Linked DNA regions of Homo sapiens: region 2 is linked to region 1. A link is an interaction called in ENCODE POLR2A ChIA-PET data of the cell type or tissue named here. Cell type or tissue: HepG2. All regions are shown on one strand. Each heading gives the region's core, and the rest is flanking DNA. Links, peaks and the distances in the headings are about the cores only. Region 1 holds the start of ANXA4 (annexin A4). Region 2 overlaps ANXA4 (annexin A4).

What was found. Peaks named below come from ENCODE experiments on the same cell type or tissue, not always from the same donor. Only the 100,000 strongest peaks of a DNase experiment are listed, where the experiment ranks them.
Region 2: POLR2A ChIA-PET joins it to region 1 with 31 read pairs; 22 of 35 experiments call an interaction of 5 or more read pairs at or near these places.

Annotation. Positions count from the first base shown.
Region 1 is chr2:69,732,806-69,746,901 of GRCh38, forward strand. It overlaps ANXA4 (annexin A4), which reads left to right and starts at 9,329. Exons shown (of 13, transcript NM_001153.5): 1 at 9,329-9,370. RefSeq lists silencers at 8,968-9,147, 9,358-9,597. In HepG2, for the core only: a CTCF peak has its summit at 8,570 (motif pointing right); DNase peaks (open chromatin) are centred at 7,996, 8,596, 9,156, 10,876 and 1 weaker place; H3K4me3 peaks cover 3,657 bases.
Region 2 is chr2:69,812,061-69,817,060 of GRCh38, forward strand. ANXA4 (annexin A4) reads left to right here. Exons shown (of 13, transcript NM_001153.5): 8 at 593-649; 9 at 4,041-4,134. Among named protein-coding and RNA genes, the nearest start is that of GMCL1, 15 kb to the right of the region's middle. In HepG2, for the core only: no CTCF peak of the experiment used is centred there; no DNase peak of the experiment used is centred there.

The sequences.
Region 1 (14,096 bases), core at 6,751-11,750:
GTCAAGAAGCGGTGCTGATCGAAGTCATGTTGCTTATCAGTTACCTTGCTATGCCATACATTATTTAGAGGCCCAGGTTGGATGTGGAGCAAGCTGTGGGTGCCACCTTTTCCTTGGAGACCATGATCTGTGACTTTCTTAAGGTCACCAGTTAGGAAATGGTAAAGTTGAGATTCAAACTCCTATTTTTATTTTGGAATTTAGTGAGGTTTTCTTTGCAAATAAATATGTTGTCAGTTTTTGTAAATGTTTAGTAGACAACTGAAAAAAATAGCCTTTAATAGTAAAATGAAGCATTATTAAAAACGCTTGTTCTTGTAGATAGAGTAAATTTTCATCTTTAGGGATATTGAGGCAAAATGTTTATTTACTTAATGAAAATTAACATCTGAATTAGTCTTAAGATTTACTGGAAAATAAAACATGAAGAATTATTGGTGTTAAGCTATTAATCTGCTATAACAGCTGTCATCTTAGATCTAACACCAGAAAACTGTTGGTAAAAATCTGCAATTTGGCTGGGCCTGGTGGCTCACACCTGTAATCCCAACACTTTGGGAGACTGAGGCTGGAGGATCACCTGAGCCCAGGAGTTTGAGACCAATCTGGGCAATATAGTGAGACCCCATCTACAAAAAATAGAAAAAATTAGGTGGGCATGGTGGGCATGCCTGTGGTCCCAGCTGAGGAGCCCAGCTCAGGAGGCTGAGCCAGGAGGATCACTTAAGCACAGGAAGTTGAGACTTCAGTGAGCAGTGATTGCACCACTGCACTCCAGCCTGGGTGACAGAGTGAAACCCTGTCTTAGAAAAAAAAAAAAAAGAAAAGACAGGAAAAGAAAATAAGGTGTTTTCTGTGAACTCTAGTCCAGTTCATAAATATTAATTCTGCCTTATGAATAATAATATTCAGATTTGTCCATTTTTGGCCTGTTTTAATCTATGAAAGACAAAGCAGAAGCTGTTTAAAATTTACTTTTGCTTCATACTGTAAAACTTAAAAAATACTTTCTTCTTTGACCTCTTAGGTGTTATGTTTTTTATGTTCCCGAATTTTTTTTACAGTTCTATATAATTTTTTATGCTTACTCATCCTTGAAGGTTGAAAACTCTATCCATGCTTTGCATTTGTTCCAATATGGGATGAGCTATTTTTTTTTTTTAATCTGGCCTTACTGAATCAATGAGCTAATTCTTTTTGGCTCCCTGCCTGTCTATTTTGATGCTCTTAGAATCTTCCTCTCATTATCCTAGGCTGCAGGGTTGGGTACCTTCCAGCAGCTTGAAAGGATGGTGGAGGAAGCCATCTGGCAAGGAAAGTCACCCTGGCAAAGTTTCTTCTCAAGGCTTTGCTAACCCACTGTCCCAAGGAGCCAAAGGTTATCTGGCCTCTAGTCTCTCCTCCTCACTGGCCAGCAGCCAGACTGGACGTGGCCTGGCCATCCTCCTGAGACTACCATTGCCAATATTGTAACAGTGAGAGAAATCGAACATAGCTGACTCCATCTTGCTTCTGACCTCACAAGCTAACTGCCTTCGTGCATTCCTGCATGTAGACTAAGCTAATCATGGAAAGAATTTAGATTATAGTTTAACTGTAGAACTAATGATTACCTCTGTTTTGAAATAGACCCCTGAGGAGATAAGGAAGTATGCACACAACATTTAAACAATGCTGTCTTGACGATTTATAGCAATAACGTGGACCTGACAAGCATTTGACCATGAACAAAGAAGTTTTGCAACCTCCTTGGAGCCCTGCTGATGCCCAGATGTCTGTGGTCACCAGTCACCTCTAGACCTTAACCCCTCTCTGTTCTCCCTTCCCCTAACATAAAAGGAGCCAAAAAAATCCATGAACTTAAGATGATTCTTTAGGACACTAGGCCACCATTTTCTCAGTTTGCTTGTTCCCCCCAAAAAAGTCATCTTCCAGCCGGGTGCAGTGGCTTAAACCTGTAATCCCAGCACTTTGTTTCTCCGGTTTTTGAGATAGGAGGGGCCCTCTAGTAGTGTCAACTTGAGTATAGTGTACCCACAGTTTTATTCCAGCAAACTTCACTGATGAGTGGGTATTCAGCAACATCTCAAACAATCCCATTCACTTGTTCCTTCTAGGTGTCATTCCACAGTCACCCCTTGTCAACCCTGCCCAGTTCCACTGAAAGTAGCCAAATGAGAGACAACATCCTGTTGTCCCCAACTCCACAAGATTATGGAATGAACCTTTGATACTGGGGAATTGTAACAGTGAAAGAAATCTAACATAGCTGACTCCATCTTGCTTCTAACCTCACAAGCTAACTGCTTTTGCTCATTCCTGCCTGTAGGCCAAGCTAATCATGGAAAGAATTTATTTTATATTTTAACTGTAGAACTAATGACTATCTGTCTTTTGAAACAGACCTCTGAGGAGGTAAGGAAGTATATACACAAGTAACAATGCTATCTTAAAGATTTATAGGAAAAGGGTGGATCTGACAAGCAGTTAACTATGAACAAAGAAGATGTGCAACCTCCTTGGACCCCTGCTGATGCCCAGATGTCTGTGGTCACCAGTCACCTCTGGACTTTAACTCCTTCCCTGTTCCCCTTTCCCCCAACATAAAAGGAGCCTAAAAATCTATCGACTTAGGGTGCTTTAGAACACTAGTCCACCATCGTCTTGGTTTACTGGCTCCCTGAAACAAAGTCATCTTCCTTGCCCCAACACCTTGTCTCTCAACTTGTTGGCTGCTGTGCAGTAAGCAGTATGAGCTTTGGACTCAACTGCAGTATCAGAGGGGAGACTTGCCACTCTGGGAAAAAAAAAATCCCCTATTTGCATGTCTTGGGCCATTTCAGTGAGTATTTAGAGAGGAGATTCAGAAGTCTAGGCTAAAACCCAATTTTACCTGGCAGTGTTCTGCTTGTCTATCGCTCCAAAAAATAACACTCAAAATTCAGGGGTGTGAAACAATCACAATCATTTATTATTATCTCTCATGATTCTGGTGATTGACTGGGCTCAGCTAGTTAGTTCCCACTCAGAATGTGTCAACTGGCTACCATGAGACAGCGATCATACTGGAGTGGCCTTGAAGGCTTCCTAGTCACATGTCTGGCACTGAGACAGGGAAAACTCAAACTGCTGGGGCATGAAACAGCCAAAGCTCCTTGACTCTTTATTTTCATGGGTTCTATTTACATGATCTCTGCAACATGGTGGTTTCAGGGCTGCTGTACTTATATACTCCAAAGGCACATGTTCTGAGCAAGAGAGCTAACCGATGCCTAGAGCTAGATGACCAGGTCTCCTTTTAAGACCCAGTTTTGAAAGTCACATAGCATTACTTTGGTTGTGCAGTCACAGAAACCCATCTAAGAAGCCTACCTGGGTTCAAGGGGAAAGGACTTAGATGCCACCTCTTGATTGAGGTGGGGGGCAGGGTTTTTGGAAGAGCACATGGGACTGAACATATTGTTGCTGCAATTCTGAAAAATACAATCTGCAGCAGGAAGTTTAATGCAACTTGTAGAATTAATAAATGATTGTATACCATTAATAGTAACACTTCTTGACACCTACTCTATGAGAGTATCTAACTCATCGAACCGTGTGAGGATTAAATCATTAATATCATATATTTAAAGCACCTAGAATACTGACTGGCACATAGTAAGTGCACACAGTAAGTAAATGTTAGCTGTACTCTATAGTTAAGAAAAATTAGAAGTCTGTAACTATAGTATTAACTAATTACCCTTCCCCATCATTCAATTCTCAGTTGTTCATTCTGCTATTCCCTTTTTTTAGAAAAAAGTTTCTTGGTTTATGTCCTTGTTTAGGTGGAAAAGCTTTCACCATCTGAAAACTTCTTAAGAAAAGGTACATGGGAGATAAACATTTTGAAATTGTACGTGTCTGGAATATATTTACCCCCACATTTGACTGCTAATTTGTATGTGTATGAGAATCTATGTTAGAAATAATTTTCTCTCAGCATTTTATTTACTTATTTATTTAATTTATTTAGATACAGAGTCTCGCTCTATCACTCAGGTTGGAGTGCAGTGGTGCCATCTTGGCTCACTGAAACCTCCAGTTCCCAGGTTCAAGTGATTCTCATGCTTCAGCCTCCTGAGTATCTGGGATTACAGGTGACCACCACCACGCTTGGCTAATTTTTGTATTTTTTAGTAGAGATGGGATTTCAACAAGTTGGCCAGGCTGGTCTTGAACTCCTGTCCTCAAGTGATCCACTCACCTTGGCCTCTCAGAGTGCTGGGATTACAGGTGTGAGCCACTGCACCCAGCCTACTCTCAGCATTTTAAAGACATTATTCCATTGTCTTTCAGTTTCATGTGTTGCTACTGAGAAATCAGATGCCATTCCGATTCTGGATCCTTTATGTGAAACCTTATTTCCTCCTGGGTACTTGTAAGATCTTCCCTATGTCCTCAGTCTTCTAAAGTTTTATCACAATGTTGCCTTGGTGTGGTTCTGGTTTTGTCCATTGCACTATGCTCAGTGAGCACTTTCAATGTGGAAATTCATGCTCTTTAGTTCTCAAAATATATAATTGAATTATTTAATTCATTTCTTCCCCTGTTTCCCAGATGTCCAAGGCTGGCTTTCTAATCTTCTTATCCTTTCTTATTTCTTTCCCTTCTCTTTGCCTTCTGTCTATGCATTCTAGGATATTTTCTAACTTTATCTTCTTAACATTCTACTCAGTTTTTTATTTTTGCTATCAGATTTTTAATTTAAAAGAGCTGTGTTTGGTTCTATGAGTGTTCCTTTTTTAGGGTATTTATTTATTTACTTATTGAGATAGTGTCTCGCTATGTCACCCAGGCTAGAGTGCAGTGGCTGTTCACAGGTGTGGTCATAGCCTCAAACTCCTGGGCTCAAGTTGTCCTCCTGCCTCAGCCTACCAAGCAGCAGGGACTACAGGCTCATGTCATCGCACCCAGCTTTTCTGTTTTATTTGATCTTTCTCAGAGAAGATCAATAATAGATTTCTCAGTTTTCTTCTCCCCCTATACTCTTTTTCTTCCTTTTCTCTTTTTTCCTGTTAGCATGTTTTGGGTTCTGTTTTTAATGTCAGATCCTTCCCCTACATTGTGATGACCTTCAGCTGCCTGCTCTTACTTAAGTGTGCCAGATTTAGCAACAAAAAGAAAGAAAAAAAAGACAGGACATCTGGTTAAATTTGAATTTTAGATAAACAATGAATAATTTTTAGTATAAGTATGTCTCATGCAATATTTGGACATACTTATAGTACATAAGTATTTTATATTTTAGTAAAACATTAATTGGTGTTTAACTGAAAATCAAATCTAACTAAGTGTCCTGTATTTTATCTCGCAACCCTAAGAGTGAGGTCTACAAAGCTGCCTGGAAGCCCTGAGTGCGTGTGTAAGTGGGTGGGGCTTGACAAGGGTGAGTTTACCAACAGGTTGCTCCAGTTTCATTGCATAAATGATTACATCTCTTCAGGTCTTTCCTCTTAGATTCCCCAAAGAAAAGTATTCCAAACTCTCCAGCCTGGTGAGTTTGAACTTGGCTGCCAGAGTTCTAGGAGCCAAGCGGGAAGAATACCAAGCAGCTCAGTAGGCATCATCTTAAGTTTCATATGGCTCTTCAATTTCAGTACAGTAGCCCTAGTCTTGTGTTAATCTCATGGCCTTGATGAAAGATGGCTGCAAATTCTTTGCACCCTCCCACCCCTCCCCACTCAGGGATGGAGCCTAATCCCCTTCCCTTAAATCTAGACTGGCCCTAGTGACTGGCATGATTTATAGAATGCAACAGAAATAATGTTCAACAGCTTCCAAGCGTGCATAAGAAGGCTTGTAACTTCTGCCTGGATGTCTTGGAGTAAACTTTCTGGAAACCCTGAGCCTCCATGAAGGAAATCTGACCCTGAGCCTGCCATGTGAAGGGGCATGTGTAGATGCTCTAGTTGACAGTGCCAGTTGAGACCAACCTTCCAGCTCTTCTTATCATGGTACCCAATATGTGAGTTCTCCAGACTGGCCCATCTGCCAGCTGGATAACACCAAGTGACCTTTCTTGATGCCAGGTGGAATAGAAGAATTGCTCAGTTCAAATTCAGACCCACAAAATCATGAGATATAATGGTCACTGTTTTATGTAACCTTCAAGTGTTGGGATGGTTTTTTAGGCAGCCTTAGATAACCAGAACACCTCAACTACATCTGATGTCCCCATTCCAGAGAGCCACTGCATGATTCTTCAGAGAACATCCTTCCAATCATCCACCCTCGTGGAAGAGGGACCGTGGCCACTGTGCAGTGTTGGGAATGCTGACTGCTTCTTGTACAGACTTACAAGAAATCGTCCTGGGTTTAGTCTCACCTACACACCCACTTTCAGACACATCCAGTGCAGCAAACTCTCCTATCCCGAGAAATCCTACTGTCATGTTGCTTCTCGGTTTTCCCTACTCCTGGTTTGGAAGTCGGCTTTCTGAGGTCTGTTAAGTCAGTTATCACCTGTCCACGTGCTTTCCAGGTTCCAAACTCTTATTATTTTTCCTCTCTTGTTCCCTTGTCCTTGTGAGATTTTTAATTTTTTTTTATTTAAAAAAGTGGTTTTTTTAGGGGGGTGGGGTGGGGACAGAGTCTCACTCTGTCACCCAGGCTGGAGTGCAGAGGCATAGCTCACTGCAGCTTCAAACCCCTGGGCTCAAGTGATTTTCCTGCCTCAGCCTCCCCAGTAGCTGGGACTAGAGGCGTGCGTCACTAGGCTTGGCTAATTTTTTTTTTTTTTTTAAAGAGACACGGTGGGTGGGAGAGAGAGTCTCATTATGTTGCCCAGGCTGATCTCGAACTCCTGACCTCAAGCCATCCTCCCACCGCGGCCTTCCAACGTGCTGGTGTTACAGGCGTGAGCCACAGCACCCAGCCCTATCTTTAATTTAAAGGCTCCTTGGAGTGGAATTTCAACAATTATATTAATTTTTTAAATACTCTTAGATCAGGTTTCCTGGAAACAGAGCCTGACCCTAGGATTCTTGTGCAAGTGCTGTAGTGAGGGTATTCTCGAGGGAAGCCTCCGAGTAAGTGAGGGAAATAGGATAGGCCAGAGGGAGAAACTGAGCAAAGATATGGTTTCTGATGAAGTTTATCCTCAGTCTGATCCCATGGGAACTCTGGCATATGAAGGGTACCACAGATTTATTCCTGGCCTTTTATAAGCTAAAAAAGTTAGCCTCTGGCCATGGCTTCCTCAGTCTGGTCTGAGCGCAGATGTCAGCAGATGGGGGCAATGAAGGGGCAGTGACCTGGGGCTGGATGCACCCACCTAGTAAAGGTTATTTACGCGGGGTGCCAACGCATCTACTTCATTCCTAAACTTTATTTTTTTCATGTAGCTTAATTTTTTCTTTCTTTTTCTTTTTCTTTTTTAGGGACAGGTTTTCGCCATGTAGCCCAGGATAATCTCCCAAACTCCTAGCCTCAAGCAACCACCTGGGCCTCCCAAAGTGTTGGGATTACAGTCTGAGCCACCTCACCTGGCCTAATTGTTGCTTGTAAGGGATGCAGTGTCTCTCTAATCTTGCTTAAGAAATGAATTATCTGTATTTCATTTTTTTTCCTACTGTTTGACCTTTAATTTTTTGTTTTGTTTTGTTTTTGTTTTTGTTTTTGTTTTGAGACAAGGTCTCACCCTGTCGCCCAGGCTGGAGTGCAGTGGTGCAGTCATAGCTCACAGCAACATTGAACTCCTGGGTTTAGAGTGATCCTCCTGCTTCAGCCTGGCTAGTAGCTGGGACTACAGGCGTGGCTATGCACCCGGCTAATTATTTATTTATTTTTTGTTTTCTTTTCTTTTTTTCTTTCTTTTTCTTTTCTTTCTTCCTCTTTTTTTTTTTTTTTTTTTTTAGACAATGTCTCACTCTGTCGCCCAGGCTGGCGTGCAGTGGCGCAATCTCAGCTTACTGAGCCTCTGCCTCCCGGGCTTGGGTGTTTATCCCACCTCATCCGACTGAATAGCTGGGACTACAGGCGCATGCCACCACACCCGGCTATATATATGTTTTTTTTTTTTTTTTTTTTGAGATGGGATTTCACCACATTGGCCAGGCTTATCTCGAACTCCTGGGCTAAAGTGATCCACTTGCCCTGGCCTCCCAAAGTGCTGGGATTACAGGCATGAGCCACTGTGCCCAGCCTTAATTTTTTAAGTTATCATATGCAGATAAAAGAGGCAGAACCAGTTTTAGTATCCAAATCAGTCTGATCCTAAAACCCGTGCTCTAAACCATATTAAACCACCTTTTAAAATTACATCTTAATGAAATAATTTAATGTTACCTCTCCAGCTTTAAGGGTGCCATTAACCACTTAGATTTTGATGTGTCGGATGGAAAACACTCCCCAAACGGGCTATTCTCTGTTTTTTAAAAAAACTGAATTTGCCTATAGACTCAACGGATTCATTCTGCAAGCATTCACTACGTGGCGAAATCGGTGCTGGGCATGGGTGCAAAGACGACCTAGCCCTAGTTGGTGTCTTCAAGAGGCTGCGTCCAGCAGGGGAAGCAGATATGAAAACACAGAACTATTACAAGGGATGAGCGCCGCGCCAAGCCGAACCTGGGAGCTACGGACAGTGTCTAAACTTTAGTCACTCACAGGAGTACAAAGATCCGGGGCTGCTCCTAACTCCTACTCCAAAGCTTTCCTGGCCTGCTGGGCGCACAGGGAAGAGGGAAGTGCTGGAAACTTTTGGGAATGTGTGTTTTCATGTGAAAGAGGGGAATGAAATGTATCCTTCAGATTTCACTTTCTACTTTTCCGGCCACGGGCTCGGCACGACCTGCCGTTGGGAGACGAACGGTTTCCCGAGGTGGGGGGAAGCGCGGATTTGCCGCGGGACTCCGGCTTGGCGCGGAGCTGGGCGCGGCAGGCGCAGGGAGGAACTGGCGAGGTGGCCCGGGCTCGGCCCTCCGAGGGTGTGGAGCGCCCGGGAAACGGGACCCCAAGAATCCAACTGCTCCCACCCTGCGCGGCCAGGAGCGGGGCTGGCGATACTGGGGACACTGTCCAATCCGGGCAGGGGGCGAGGCCGGGGGACCGGGCGGGCCTGGGGAGCAGGCACGTGTGGAGGGCGGACCCGCCGGGGGTCGAGGCCTGCCTCTCCGAGAGCTCCTGGCGCGGCCGTCCCGGCCCGGGGCCCCAGGTGCGCTTCCCCTAGAGAGGGATTTTCCGGTCTCGTGGGCAGAGGAACAACCAGGAACTTGGGCTCAGTCTCCACCCCACAGTGGGGCGGATCCGTCCCGGATAAGACCCGCTGTCTGGCCCTGAGTAGGGTGTGACCTCCGCAGCCGCAGAGGAGGAGCGCAGCCCGGCCTCGGTACGAGGGGTAAAGGGGCTCCGGGCCGGGGGTCCTGGGCTCAGGGAACGGGGAGCGTGGCCCGGGAGCGTCTCGCGGGGATGCCCGGCTCCGCGCTGCACCCCAGAGTGGGTGCTCGCCGCCGGCTTGCGGGCAAGCCCGGGCGGCCACAGGGTGGAGGGGGCCAGCGGGCCCTGGACTCGCTCCGGGTGGGCGAGAGGGAGGCGAGCGCGGTGCTTAACCGCTGGCACCATCCAGGACATCCAGGGCCGCTTACACGGCTCAGGACGCGGGTCAGAGACCACGGCAGTTATTTATTCAGTCCATGTGCTAGGCTTTGCATCAAAAAGAAAGGACCGAGATAATCTTGCCTGTAGCTAACTCCTCCTAACACCTCTTACAGTTTACTTTTTAATTCTTTACTCCATTTAAGAAACTTACTCCTTTCTCCTAGATCCTTACCACTTTCTTACCTTCTCGTGTGTCTAATGCCCTCGGCACAGTGCCCGGCACATCGGAGTCTGATTATTATAGGGTCCATGACTTGAGTTGGCTGGTGGCGCAGTCTCAGCATTTTGTCATGACTTTGACCAGCTGGAGACTTTGGTGCCAAGGAGGAAGGCTTCTCAACCATTTACCGGCAGAAGTGACCCCCGGGGCAATGCAAGTCTTCTGAGCTGACAGAGCAGAGTGGGTCCTGCATAACTCGTGCTTTACATGGAACTGGGCATCTGCTCTCTCCTGCTGACAGTGGGAAGGATAGATAAGGTGTCCCTCTCCAAGTTATCCATTCTCCTGCCCACCAGTCCATGACACCCCACCACCCCCTTCCACTCCCTACTGTTTGCCCTTTAATTTTTTGTTTTGTTTTGTTTTGAGACGAGGTCTCACTCCTGTAGCCCAGGCTGGAGTGCAGTGGCTGGATACAGTTCACTCTGCCTCCCAGGCTCAGGTGTTTCACCCACCTCAACCTCCTGAGTAGCTGAGACTACAGGTGCATGCCACCACGTGCCTATAGTCTCAGCTATTCAGGAGGTAACTGGTAACTCTATTGATAACCAAACCCTAGATTTTTTTTTTTGAGATGGAGTCTTGCTCTGTTGCCCAGGCTGGAGCGCAGTGATATGATCTCTGCTCACTGCAACCTCCGCCTTCTGGGTTCAAGAGATTCTCCTGCCTCAGCCTCCCGAGTAGCTGGGACTACAGGCGTGTGCCAACACGCCTGGCTAATTTTTGTATTTTTAGTAGAGATGGGGTTTTAACATGTTGGTCAGGCTGGTCTTGAACTCCTGACCTCAGGTGATCCACCTGCCTTAGCCTCCCAAAGTGCTGGGATTACAGGCATGAGCCACCGTGCCCAGCGGCCAAACCCTAGGTTTTTAGTTGCCAGGGAATTCTCAGACACAGGTGGAAGAGCAAGTAGGAGAGGAAGTGGACAGGGATAAGAAAACGGATAACCCCATGACCCAAGAGCTGCTGACTCTCCAGAGCCCTATCAGGCCAAGGCCATCCTCATTCAGCTCATGTCAGATTTCTGTTGATTGAAGATAGAGACACAAGTACACCCCTGCCCCCACCCACACATAGACAGGCACAGACACACAACTACTGGATCAAGGGCTTCTGTGAATTTCCCTCCTAGATGTTCTTGCATTTGGTTAGGGATAATGTTTCTCTGCAAGCAATTTAGAGAGTAACCCGCACAGTCAAGCCATGTACCACTCCAGGCCTTGGTGTTTAAAGGGTGAGCCTCCTGGTCATCCCCAGGCTCATGTCCAGTGGCATGTTTCTTTGTTTATGTCCAGCCACTCATTTGTTTTCCTGAGCTCATTTATTATCTGCTTTTAGACTAAGCCTGCTTTTCTCCAAGGGAGATAAAGATGAGTGGCAGGCACTGGGGATTGTGGGCAGTGTGCCAGGGAGTACCTGAAGTTCCAGAATAAACAAGGGGTGGGGAAGCCTGGGCAACATAGCAAGACCCCGTCTCTACAAAAATTTTAAAAATTACTTGGGCATGGTGACACCCACCTGTAGTCCCAGCTACTTGGGAGGCTGGGAGGGAGTTTCACTTAAGCCCAGGAGTTCAAGGCTGCAGTGAGTTATGATCACACCATTGCACTGCAGCCTGGGTAATAGAGTGAGGCCCTGTCTGAAAAACAAACAAACAAACAAACAAAAACAAGAGGAGGAGATTTTCTTTGAGTGTCATTTTTACACAAATATTTGAAATTAAAAAACACTTTTTATACTAAAACAATCACAGATATATTTTGAAGTAGAATCCAAAAATTGTATACCTTTTAAATCTAAAACAAGAAACCTCAAAAACATTTTGCTTGGGATTTGAGCTGCAATTTGGTCCAAACCTAGCCCTTGAGGGTTTGTTTTCACTGCAATTAGGGCTACTTATGGAGGCAGTTTGATAGACACTGCAGTGTCCTCCCTGGAGCAACTTTGAGTAACACTCATCCTAGGCTGTCTTATCTAATCTTCACTTCAACCTGCAATGGGGTTATTAACGTTGGTTTACAGCTGAGGATCCCAAGGTTCCATATCATAATCCTTGGTCAAGTTCAGACCATTTGTGAACGAAAGCTTAAATCCAGCTGCCAGGATACAAAAGCCTGTTCTCTTATCCTCTCTGCCCTACCATAACTCCATCAGTGCTTGGTTCATAGTAATTTGGATTTGTGGCTTCGTAGATTGTTAACTAAATCTTGAACAAGTGTTTTCCTTTTTCTTATTTTCTTCTTGTCAAGCTGATATGAAATGGGGTTGAATGAACAAGAACTGTTTCAACTGGAAAGGGAGCACACTGCTGTTGTCCCAGCTACTTGGGAGCCTGAGGCAGGAGGATCCCTTGAGCCCAGGAGTTTGAGACTGCAGTGAGCTATGATTGTGCCACTGCACTCCAGCCTAGGTGACAGAGTGAGATCCTGTCTCTAAATAAAAAGAAAAAAAAATAAGTTTGCAGTGAGTGTGAGGGGTGCATGCTAGCCAGCAGCCCTAAATGCCAGAGGGGTTTGACATGTGGATAAGGGAATAAACTCGCTCTTTGAGGTGTTTGGCAGAGCTGGGTGGTGGGCTCTGGTTGAATTTGAGGAAGTAGTTTTTAAAACCCATAGGCTGGGTGGCCTTGATGTTGGCGAGAGCTCTGTCACTACAAGTTTAGGCAGAGGTTCACAGCCCTTTTCTGATGGAGCTGGGAAGGGTTAGCAGATTAAGCTCAGTTAACTTCTAAATCTATAGTTCCCAAACTTCAGGGTGCATCAGAATCACCCAGGAAGCTTGTACAATATGCAGATTCTGCTTATTTAAGCAGCTCCTTGGATGATTGTGATTCAGGCCTCACTTTGAGAAACTATGCTTTATTTTTTTTATTTTTTTATTTTTTGAGACAGAGTCTTTCTCTGTCACTCAGGCTGGAGTGCAATGGTGCCATCTCAGCTCACTGCAACCTTTGCCTCCCAGGTTCAAGCGATTCTCCTGCCTCAGCCTCCTGAGTAGCTGGGTCTACAGGTGCATGCTACCACACCCAGCTAATTTTTGTATTTTTAGTAGAGGTGGGGTTTCACCATATTGGCCAGGCTGGTCTCGAACTCCTGACCTCAGATGATCCGCTTGCATCAGCCTCCCAAAGTTCTGGGATTACAGGTGTGAGCCACCACGCCCGGCTGAGAAACTATGCTTTAGAAACACTTATATGAATATGTGCATACTTCATAAATTGAATAAAGCATTAATAAAAACATATCACCTTCCCAAGGAAACTTAGGTTTTGGTCATTATGTATAAACTCTAGGTAATGTGGTAAATGCTAAAACCTTCCTTCTCAAGGATAGTTCTTTTGTTTGTTTATTTGTTTGTTTGTTTTCGAGGCAGAATCTTGCTCTGTCACCCAGGCTGGAGTGCAGTCGTGCGATCTTGGCTCACTGCAACCTCTGCCTCCCAGGTTCAAGTGATTCTCCTGCCTCAGCCTCCCAAGTAGCTGGGATTACAGGCACACGCCACCATGCCAGGCTAATTTTTGTATTTTTAGTGGAGACGGGGTTTCACCATGTTTGCCAGGGTGGTCTCAAACCCCTGACCTCATGATCCACCCGCCTCGGCCTCCCAAAGTGCTGGGATTACAGATGTGAGCCACTGCGCCCGGCCAAGGATAGTTCTTTATTATACCAATCACATCTCCCTTGTGATTTGATTAACAGGTTTTTTTTCCCCTGCAAACTCACCACATAGTCTTATAGTGCTAACACCTCTAGAACAATGTAGAGCTCCAACTAAAGGTTTTTTTGTTTGTTTGTTGTTTAACTTAATTGAAACTGAATAGATTACTACATTAATTCCCTGAGGAATTTAGGATTTCTATCTAAGGCTTGTTGTTGGTTTTATCGGGAGTAATTTATTAGTGTTTGGTTTTGTTTGAACTGGACTGAGAGCTTTTGCTATGGGAACCTGAACCACCACCTTTGAAGAATTCTTTTTAAAGATTCAAGTTGTTTGATGTCAGTAAATTGCCATAATGCTTCTTGGTCCACACTGCTTGACGTGAAAAAACAGAGTGAATATTATATTGCAGCTAAGTGTCAGACTGTAAATTACTACGGAAAAGACCTTCTACAGCCTGGTCAACATGGAGAATTCTGTCTCTACCAAAAACAAACAAACAAATGAAAAAAAAAAAACTATAAAAATTAGCCAGGTGTGGTGGTGCACTCCTGTAGTCCAAGCTATATGGGAGGCTGAA
Region 2 (5,000 bases), core at 1-5,000, 73 kb after region 1:
CTCAAGTCCCACCATAGGTCTCATATTCTCTCGACTCTCCTCTGTTCCCAACCTCCCCACCTTTTTTTTTTTTTTTTTTAAGATTCAAGGTCTTGCTATGTTTCCCAGGCCAGCTCTTCACAGGTGCCATCTTAGCTCACTGCCTTGAACTCCTGGCCTCAAGACATCCTCCCACCTCAGCCTCGAGTAGCTGGAACTACATGCACATCCCGACCCCCTTTTGGCAGAGGTTGATCAATGTAGATTTGCCAGTTAGGAAGGCATGAGTCAGCTGGGAAGACACAGGAGAGTGGGGTGGTGGGGGAGGCCAGGAGATAGTGGAGGGAGCTGTCCTTGGGAAGCTTCTCCTGCTATTGGCAGAGGCACTCATGCAACGTTAGGGGCCACACTGAGGCTCAGCCCTCTAGGCACACATCAGAGCCATTGTAATAATGCGAGCGCATTTAGAGGACGTCTGTCCTCCCTCCCTGGGTCTGAAGCTCCAATTCTTGTGGTATTTTGTCTCATTACTCTAGACCTGCTATCTTAATGGTGTCCCCAGATCTTCATGTATACTCTCGAATTATTTTTTATTTGTTTTTCTCATCCTCAGGGTGGGAGGGATGAAGGAAATTATCTGGACGATGCTCTCGTGAGACAGGATGCCCAGGTTGGTAGAACTGCAGCTTCTTTCTTCCAGCTTTCTTCTCTTTCGCCAATGAGACAGGCCTTAGTGGGTGGATAGCAACTTATATTACAGTGTATATTAGCCAGGCTTGGATATGTTCTTTAAAAATATTCCCACAGATAGCCTTTAATAACAGGTTTCTTGCAGAGGTACCTGGGGCTGGACATCATTATATAAGCACTCCTGGGTTCCAAGTTTCTCAACATTAGGACCATTGTGTGGCAATCCCAGAGAACCACTGTCTTCCGAATCCCGTGGAGGTGAAAGGGACTGTTCACTGTGCACTTTTACTTCATCAAAGAGGACATTTGATAGGACCTATATAAAATAGCTTGACACAGTGTATACCCTGCTGGGTAAAATTAATAGCAAACCCCAAGAGGCATTTGCCTCTCTGTTTCCCAGCCCAGTGATGGTTGTCCTGGAACCAACCCATGGTCTAATCAGCTGTGGCCAGATAACACTAACGATAATAGCTAATAAAAAGTGGGTCATTACCAGGTACCAAACACTGTTCTAAAATTTTTTTTTTTTTTTTGAGATGGAGTTTCACTCTTGTTGCCCAGGCTGGAGTGCAATGGCATGATCTTGGCTCACTGCAACCTCCGCCTCCTGGGTTCAAGTGATTCTGCTGCCTCAGCCTCCCAAATAGCTGGGATTACAGGTGCCTGCCACCATACCCGGCTAATTTTTTTCTATTTTTAGTAGAGACGGGTTTTCACCATGTTGGCCAGGCTGGTCTTAAACTCCTGACCTCTGGTGATCCGCCTGCCTTGGCCTCCCAAAGTGCTGGGATTACAGGCATGAGCCATCGCGCGTGGCCCACTGTTCTAAATTCTATATTAAGTATGTCATTGAATCTTTGCAATAACTTCATAAGGTAAGTATTGCTATCCCCATTTTACAAACAAGGAAACTGAGGCTCAGAGAGGTCAAGTACCTTGCTCAAGCTCAGAAAGATAATAAAGGGCAGAGCTAGGATTTGAACCAATTGGCATCTAGACCCAGTATTCTCTCTCTCTCTCTCTCTCTTTTTTTTTTTTTTTTTTTGAGACAGGGTCTCACTGTCGTCCAGACTGGAGTGTGGTGGTGTGATCTCAGCTCACCGCAACCTCCCCCTCCCAGGTTCAAGCAATTCTCCCACCTCAGCCTCCTGAGTATCTGGGATTACAGGATGCACCACCACCACCCGGCTAGTTTTTGTATTTTTAATAGAGATAGGGTTTCAACATGTTGGCCAGGCTGGTCTTGAACTCCTGACCTCAAATGATCCACCTGCCATGGCCTCCCAAAGTGCCGGGATTACAGGCATGAGCCACCGCGCCTGACCATAGACCCAGTATTCTTAACCAATACATAACCATAATGAGGGATTGGTTCCATTCAGTTTGTGAGGTATGAACAACTTTGTTTTATGCAAAAAAAAAGAACCTGTTGCTTTCATTAGAGGGGATAGAGGTATGTGTGTGGCTTGGGCTTCTTGGAGCACGGCAGCTGGGTTTCAAGAAGGAGCACCCAGAAAGCAAGCATTCCAATAGAAACAATGGCAGTTGCATGATTGTTTATGATCTAGCCTCAGAGATCAGTGTCACTTCCACTAACCTGTATTTTATTCTTTTTTTTTTTTTTTTTTTTTGAGATAGGGTCTTGCTCTGTCTCCCAGGCTGTTGTGCAGTGGCATGATCTCGGCCCACTGCAACCTTCACCTCCCAGGCTCAAGTGATCCTCCCACCTCAGCCTCCTGAGTAGCTGGACTACAGGCGTGTGCCATCATGCCTGGCTAAGTTTTAAATATTTTTTTGGTAGAGGTGGGGTTTTGCCATATTGCCCAGGCTGGTCTCAAACTCCTGGGCTCAAGCAACCTATCTGCCTTGGCCTTCCAAAGTGCTATGATTACAGGCATGAGCCACCGTGCCCAGCCCACAACTATGCTTTATTAATTAAAGCAATGTATTAGTCAGAATTCTTAAGAGGAACAGAACCAATAGAGAGAGAGAGCGAGAGAGACACAGAGGGGTGTGTGTGTGTGTGTGTGTGTGTGTGTGTGTGTGTGTGTGTGTGTGTGTGAGAGAAAGAGAGAGAGGATGGAGTTGGGCAAGTACCAGGATCTTCAGAGGGAATCAGCAAGCTGGAGATGCAGGCCAGCCTATGGTTTTGTTCCAGTCTGAGTCCAAAGGCCTGAGAACTAGGAGCAGTTCCCATCTGAAGGCCAGCAGGCTGGAAACCCATGAAGAGCTGATGTTCCAGTTCAAGTCCAAAGGCAGGAAAAAAACTGATGTCCTAGCTCAAGGCAGTCAGGCAGGAGGAGTCCCTCTCACTCTTGGGAAGGTCAGCCCTCTTCTTGAAAACAAAAGCTTTCAGCTGATTGTATGAGGGCCCCTCCTCCATATTGGATCATCCAAAAACCCTCACAGAAACACCCAGAATAATGTTTGAGCAAAAATCTGGGTAACCCATGGCTCAGTCAAGTTGACATAAAATAAATTGTCACAAGCCTGTTGAGATTCAAGTTTCAGAAGTGCTGAATAAGATGAACTCTTTTGAATTAGGTGAATTAGATGAACGCTTTCAGCTTTAAATTTTTATGATTATGTGAATTGACTCTAAAGCAGTGAGGGAATCAGAGAAAGAAGTGAAAAAATGGGGGAGTATATGGAGGTAAGCCCAATGAGCCACAATATGTGTGAGTTAAGATCTTTTTGAGAAATGTAACAGGCAAGCTGCTTATTAAAAATGAACAGTAATTCTGATTGAGCAATAATGTAGTTAAATTGAGCAGAATGAGTTTCCTATATTCCTACCTGGTTGGAATGTAAGCAATTGGCAATGGGTCCCTGGTTCTACTGTGAGACCTGTAGCCTCAGGAAAATCACAGATCATTCTAGAGCAGGGCTATCCAATAGAACTCCCCGCAGTGATGAGAACATTCCACATCTGCACTGTCCTGTATGGGTGACTACCGGCTACCTGTAGCCGCTGGGTACTTGAAATGAGGCCAATGTGATTGAAGAGCTGAATTTTAAATTGTATTTAATTTCAATTAACATTTAAACAGCCACATGTGGTTAGTGGCAACTGTAGGGGACAGCCCAAATCTAGGGCATTTCTTTTAGCTCTTAAGATAGAACCATGTAGTCTCCAGCTAGGGAACTGCTAGTGTTTGCCCTGACTCCCAGGGGGGTATGACAGGGTCCCAACAGCCTTATGCCTGAGGAAGGATCCTGAGTCATTTCCACTCACCACTACCATTTCCAACCCCATCACCAACAAAATAAAACTAAGCCAGCTCAGCTCTTTGAGCTTCTGGAAATATTTGCCTGTGTCCTGGCACATCGTTTTTGGAATTTTAGACCTGTGCTTTGTTTGGCTTCAGGACCTGTATGAGGCTGGAGAGAAGAAATGGGGGACAGATGAGGTGAAATTTCTAACTGTTCTCTGTTCCCGGAACCGAAATCACCTGTTGCATGGTAAGGCACTTACTTCATTTCCCAAAGAAAAGGAGTGAAAGATAGCAAAAACTATATTGCCCATAAGTAGTTGATAACCTTCCTCCTTCAGTTGGTACAAAGAACTGATTGTACCCAAGTGTCTTAGATTCTCACCCTGGAAATGTATTAGTCCAATGATGTATATGAAAGCTAATTTCTGAAAGATTAATTATGAATAATTAGAAAAAGTGCATGTAGTCATAGAAGTTTGGCATTCTTGTTTCTAGGAAACTGACCTTCACAGTCAGTCCTTTTTCTAAAGTAGCCCCAGTATTTTCATTCTAATGTAGTTACATATGAAAGTAATCTGTAGTAGATCAGGTAGCAATAAAATAGCAATGTTGGTTGATATTTATTCCTGTGTAATATCCAAGCTGTAAAGCTAATACAAGTGATTTCTTTAGGGGTTATGTTGTATAAGATGAATAGTGGATAATTTCAAATTTGATATGTTTCTAATTTGTTTCTGATAAATATAAACTTTGTAATGTGATTTTAACTTATTTGGGGGAAAGATACTAGACAATTTTAGAATATTTGCTGTCAGGTTCATATTCTTTTAAACAAGCAAGTAAGGATATAATAAGATATTTCATCTTTTATACGAGTTCTTTAGATCTTTAAGTACATTATAATTTTATAAACCCACCCACCATACCCTTTTAATCACACACACTGATTTGCAAAGCTTGTGGGAAATTTGAGAATGAGTTTGCTAAATTGAAAACATAAAGCAATTGAGAAGTACAACACATTCTGAAGTTGTAATTATTTCAGGTTTTTCACAGTGACAAAAAAACAGGTGATTACTCCTGTTAATCAATATCCCGGGCTACCATCAGGTA